Regions from separate parts of the Homo sapiens genome. Here region 2 is linked to region 1. The links are chromatin loops, found by intact Hi-C in ENCODE. Cell type or tissue: CD4-positive, alpha-beta T cell. All regions are shown on one strand. Each heading gives the region's core, and the rest is flanking DNA. Links, peaks and the distances in the headings are about the cores only.

Region 1 (2,917 bases), core at 93-2,592:
TCTCCTGGCACTTGTCTGGGAATATCAAGTTAAAAATTACAACACCCAATTTTGATAACTTTAGTTGAGAGAAACAACCTCTAGTGAAGACTGATAAGTAACTTATTGCCCGTAGTCCCATGTTCCTTTGTCTCCACCAAGAGGAATTACCAGCCCAGCAGTTCTGCCCTCACTAGAGTCCCGTCCAGGAGCTTGAGAGGAGAGGATTTTTAGGGCTGGATTGCCTCAGTCTGCACAGTAATAAGTTGAGTTAGACACAGTGGACATGAGGACCTGGACTCAGATATCTGAAGAATCCTTATTATTTTTTTGTTGGCTTGTTTTGAGACAGAGTCACCCTGTTGCCCAGGCTGGAGTGCATTGGCGCAATCTTGGCTCACTGCAACCTCTGCCTCCCAGGTTCAAGTGATTCTTCTTCCTCAGCCTCCCAGGTAGCTAGGATTACAGACATGCGCCACCACGCTCAGCTATTTTTCGTATTTTTAGTGGAGATGGGGTTTCACCATGTTGGTCAGGCTGGTCTTGAACACCAGCCTCAGCCTCCCCAAGTGCTGGGATTACAGGCATGAGCCACCGTGCCCGGCCAAAATCCTTAATGTTTTTGTTTTTTGGTTTTTTTTTTTGAGACAGTCTTGCTCTGTCACCCAGGCTGGAGTGCAGTGGCACAATCTTGGCTCACTGCAAGCTCCGCCTCCGGGGTTCATGCCATTCTCCCGCCTCAGCCTCCCGAGTAGCTGGGACTACAGGCGCCTGCCACCACGCCCGGCTGATTTTTTGTATTTTTTAGTAGAGGCAGGGTTTCACCGTGTTAGGATGGTCTCGATCTCCTGACCTCGTGATCCGCCCGCCTCGGCCTCCCAAAGTGCTGGGATTACAGGCGTGAGCCACCGCGCCCGGGCTATCCTTAATGTTGATATTAGTGGTTAGCACATGTTTTGGAGGAGGACTTCACACTTTTTAAACTATGCTCCCTCGTATTTTCTATAAGCAGTCTTAAATTCTTTCTGGAATAAAGCAAGATTGATCAGTATTTCTCAAGGAGGATTATTTGGCAGGCAGTAGCTACTGCTCAGAGAACTTGGTATTGTTACATGCATCCTGGAAGTATCTGTGCCTATTTCTAGACGGCCTCAGACCACTTTTTTCTGAGTCCTGGACCCTTGAATCTGCAGCCAAGCAAGCTCTTGGGTCCCTCCCAAGTCTCATGTTTAGTAAAGCCCTGTGAGAATAATTTTATTGGTGGAGGAGTCAAGATGATACTTCCCTCACCTGCATCAGAGGAAACCACATCAGAAACAATCCACCTAGAAAAACACTGCATACGGGAAAGCTGACAACTTGCCCTGAGAAATCACAGCTTTGGTGCAAGAGGTGAAGCCGAACTGGTAAAAGATCAAAGTGAATTCAGAGATCAAACTGTACTAGGGAAAGGAGCAGAGGCTGAGATCTTGCTGCCAGCGTGACCTCTCACAGAGTGGCCCAGCAGAGGCTGTGCAGAGATGGCCAGAGCCAGGACCCAGCCCTGTGGAGCCCCTGGGCACATGTGGTCCCGAGTGAAGCCGTGCCTGTTGCTCTGAACAGGTGGGATCAATCTGTAGGTTTTTCCACTTTTCACAGAGTGTGGCTCTCTTTAGGTCTGCACTCCCTCTCTGCGCAGGGCGGACCTCCCTGGGCTCTGCAGCATGATCTCCTGTCCCAAGACAGTCGTGCTCTTGGACAGTTAGCTTCTGTCATTAGGAAGTGCCCACATGAGCTCTTGTTTATTGGAAACCGTGTTCTATGCCTCCTTTGGGGTTTCTGCAACTCAATTTGGCAGGTAGCTTAGTGGTCCACTTGGTCTCAAATTCCAGCTCCACCATGTGCAGTTGTGTGTTCTTTGGCAAGTTCCTCCCCTCCTCCGAATCTGTCAGTGGGGGAAGAGTGCATGTCTCACAGAGTTGAGGTGAGAAATAAGTTAATGAATATGAAATTCTTTGCCCAGCCCCTGGCACGTGGAAGGGCTCAGCAATCCTGTATCCGTTGTAGTGGTCATCACTCTGTGGCTCTTCACTGCTTTTGTTTTGTTTTGGGAGGGGGTGGAGAACAATTTGTTCTGTGTTTGTGTGGGGCAAGGCCTGTCTTCAGGGCTCTCTCCAACCACGTACGCTCTGGCTGGAGCTTCTGAAAGGACACAGTTCTTGCATAGAAGTTGCTTTCTCCAGCTTGCCCACCAGGCAGTCTGGCTTCAGACATCTATGTTGCCCTTTTAAGTCAATTTGGCTGTTTAAGTGGAATGTTTGTGTCAGTCTGATAATTGTTAATTCATTTGATCCTCATACCAACCCTTACTTGCCTCCTTTTACAGATGGAAAAATCAAACTTGGACAGTAATTTCCACAAGGAAAAGCCCCACAGCTGGAAAGCGGTGGGAGCAGGAGGCCACACTGGGTACAGGAGTACCCATCTCCCCACAGGAGCCCCACACTGTCTCACCCTTAGGAAGCCCAAATGCTCACTCCTTGAGTTTCTAATGCATTCTTTCTGATGTACAGGAAGAGGGGAAGGAAGGAAGAGCTTTTCCATTTGGTGCTCCAATGTCTCCTGCTGGACCCATCTGCCTAGTGGAAGGCAGCAAAATTTCAAGAAACAGGTGAGGTTGAGCAGCTTGGTGCAACCCCATGGGGCCTGGAGTTGGAGCTCAACAGCAATGGATTTCAGAGACCACCCTGAAACTCCCAGTAAAAAAGACTTGGGAGACATGTTAATAAACTCAAGCATTTGATCGACCCACTTTTAAGTGTTCCTGTTTGCTTGTTTTTGCATATGGCAGTGAGATTGAGCAGCAGGGAATTGTTTCAGTGGGAAGTGGGAGGACTCTCAAGTCTAGATGTGCCCAGAGGACCCTCCCCTGCCATAGGCCCTGCCGCCTGCTGGGGCC
Region 2 (2,917 bases), core at 107-2,606, 340 kb before region 1:
TGTCTCCCAACTAGCTGGGACTACAGGTGCACGCTTCCATGCTTGGCTAATTTTTGTATTTTTTGTACAGACAGGGTTTCACCATTTTGCCCAGATTGGTCTCGAACTCCTGGGCTCAAGCAATCAGCCCGCCTCAGCTTCCCAAGGTGCTAGGATTACAGGCGTTGAGCCACCGCACCCAGCCTTGCTTTACATTTCTTAAGTAAGGCTTAGTATCTTTCCACTAGCCATCTGTATTTTTCATGGGCGCTATATATATTTCTATTATATTATTTTTCCTTTTCTTTTTTTTTTTTTTTTTTGAGACAATCATCCCACCTCAGCCTCCCAAGCAGCTGGGACTACAGGCACGCACCCAGCTAATTTTTATTTATTTATTTTTGTAGAGATGAGGTCTCACTATGTTGCCCAGGCTGGTCTTCAACTCCTGGGCTCAAGCAATCCTCCCACTTTGGCCTCCCAAATTGCTGGGATTATAGGCATGAGCCACCACATCTGGCCTATTTTTCTTTTTCTTATTGATTTGTATAAACTCTTTGTAAATAAGCATTTTGTTACATGTATTGCAAATAATTTCTTCTTTTTGCAAAGAAGTTTCTTATATTTATGTAAGTACATTTTTCATCTTTTCCTTTATGGCTTCTGTGTCTGTTCCTACTTAGAAAGGTTCTTCCAAGGCCAAGACTACAAATTAATTCTCTGATGCTTTCTCTTTGTAGTCTTGCAGTTTCATTTTTTAATATTTAAATCTTTAATCCTCCTAGAATTTATTTTGATGGGAGGAATGAGATAGGGATCCAGCTTTATTCCTTCCTAAATACTTACTCGGTCACATTTTTGAGTGAATTATCCACCGTGATATGAAATGCCACCTTTCCCCTGTACTAAATCTTCCAGTGTATTCTGCACTTTGTCCACCGTTCCACTGAGCTGCCTAGCACCTCTTCAGTTCCAGAATGCCTAAGGTTAATCCCCTGATTAGTATTGTCAGAATTTTCCTGGTTACTCTAGAATATTTATTCTGCTAGGTCAGGATTTCTCAGCAGCAGTACTGTTGACATTTTTGGGCAGGACACTCTCCACTGCAGGGACGGTCCTGCGCATCCTAGGATGTTTAGTATCTCTGGCTTCTACCCACTAGATGGCAGTAGCAGCCCCGAGTCATGACAGCCAAAAAAAAAAAAAAAAAAAAAAAAAAAAAAGTCTCCAGACACTGCCAATTGTTCCCTGGGTTGGAACTGGGGGACAAAATCGTCCCCCATTGAGAACAACGGGTTTTAGATAAATTCCAGTTATTTTATTCAGGTTTCCACTCCCAAATTCCCACTGAATCAAGATGAAAAGGAATTCTTAGAATAATTCAGACATCCTTATTACATTTTATATCTTGTACTAAGTTTAATCTTAATTCTATTTAATCTTCCTAAGAATCACATATATGCTTTCACTTATTTATGTCTTCTTTGAAGGACATAAGACTTCTCCTTCAAAAGAGTTTTAAGATTTTTTTTATAGATGCTCACACTATTTCTAAATATTTTGCCCTTTCATTCCTTTATAAATAGAACTGTTTCTTACATTATTATCTTTTCTAGTCACTGGTAAGAAAGCTACTGATGGCCGGTCATGGTGGCTCATGCCTGTAATTCCAGCACTTTGGGAGGCCAAGGTGGGTGGATCACGAGGTCAGGAGATCGAGACCATCCTGGCTAACATGGTGAAACCCCATCTCTACTAAAAATACAAAAAATTAGCTGGGCGTGGTGGCGGGCACCTGTAGTCCCAAGCTACTCGGGAGGCTGAGGCAGGAGAATGGCGTGAAACTGGGAGGCGGAGCTTGCCGTGAGCCAAGATCGCGCCACTGCACTCCAGCCTGGGCGACAGACCGAGACTCCATCTCAAAAAAATAAATAAATAAAATAAATAAAAAAGAAAGTTATTGATATATTATAGTCTACAACTAGCCACATACAGAACTCTTATTGTCTCTAATAGAATTTCAGAAAATTCTAAGACAATTTTCAGGAAATTCAAAGCATACAATGTTATTATCTGATTACAATCATCATTTTGTTCCCTCATTTCCAATATTTATGTACTTCTACATCTCTCTTATCTTACTGCCTTGGTTAGTATCTACCGAAAATTTTAGATGACTGGTGATAGTAAGCAACCTTGAATTATCTTTGACTTTAATGGGAATCGCTGGCTTTTGTTTGTGACACATACACATCATTAAAGAAGTCTCTGCACATGTATAGTCTATCAAGAGTTTGTTGTTAGAAAGATTGTTAATTGTGTCACATGTATGTTCTGTATCTATAGAGATAACTACAGTTTTTCTTCTTTGGCCTGTTAATATGGTATGATAGATTATATTCCAAAATTTCTTAATATTCATCCATTCTTGGGTGGCATAAATTCACTTAGTTGTGATGTACACTACTGTTCTTTTAATTTATTGTTGAATCCTATGCACTAATATTTTGATCTCCAATTTTTTTTATTTTTATTTATTTATTTATTTATTTATTTGAGACAGTCTTGCTTTGTCACTCAGGCTGGAGTGTAGTTGCACGATCTCGGCTCACTGCAACCTCCACCTCCCGGGTTCAAGTGATTCTCCTGCCTCAGCCTCCTGAGTAGCTGGGATTACAGGCACCCGCCACCGCGCCCAGCTAATGTTTGTATTTTTAGTAGAGATGGGTTTTCACCATGTTGGCCAGGCTAGTCTTGATCTCCTGACCTCATGATCCACCCACCTTGGCCTCCCAAAGTGCTGGGATTACAGGTGTGAGCCACCGTGCCCGGCTGATCTCAAATTTTTATATTAATATTTGATCATGGGATCAGTCTTTTTTTTTCCTTTTCCACACTTTACATCATTTATTAATGCAGTATACATTAGATCTAAAAT

The links. A loop is a pair of places that touch in the nucleus more often than their neighbours do. Peaks named below come from ENCODE experiments on the same cell type or tissue, not always from the same donor. Only the 100,000 strongest peaks of a DNase experiment are listed, where the experiment ranks them.
Region 2: it touches region 1 in a loop (3-fold over the local background); 1 of 110 quality-filtered maps calls a loop at or near these places.

Annotation. Positions count from the first base shown.
Region 1 is chr17:19,770,682-19,773,598 of GRCh38, reverse strand. ULK2 (unc-51 like autophagy activating kinase 2) reads left to right here. Exons shown (of 27, transcript NM_014683.4): 27 at 1-2,769. Among named protein-coding and RNA genes, the nearest start is that of ALDH3A1, 24 kb to the right of the region's middle. In CD4-positive, alpha-beta T cell, for the core only: no CTCF peak of the experiment used is centred there; a DNase peak (open chromatin) is centred at 1,318; H3K4me3 peaks cover 961 bases; H3K27ac peaks cover 2,269 bases.
Region 2 is chr17:20,115,089-20,118,005 of GRCh38, reverse strand. The region is part of intron 3 of SPECC1 (sperm antigen with calponin homology and coiled-coil domains 1); the gene reads right to left. Among named protein-coding and RNA genes, the nearest start is that of SPECC1, 110 kb to the right of the region's middle. In CD4-positive, alpha-beta T cell, for the core only: CTCF peaks have their summits at 907 and 1,106 (motif pointing right); a DNase peak (open chromatin) is centred at 1,135.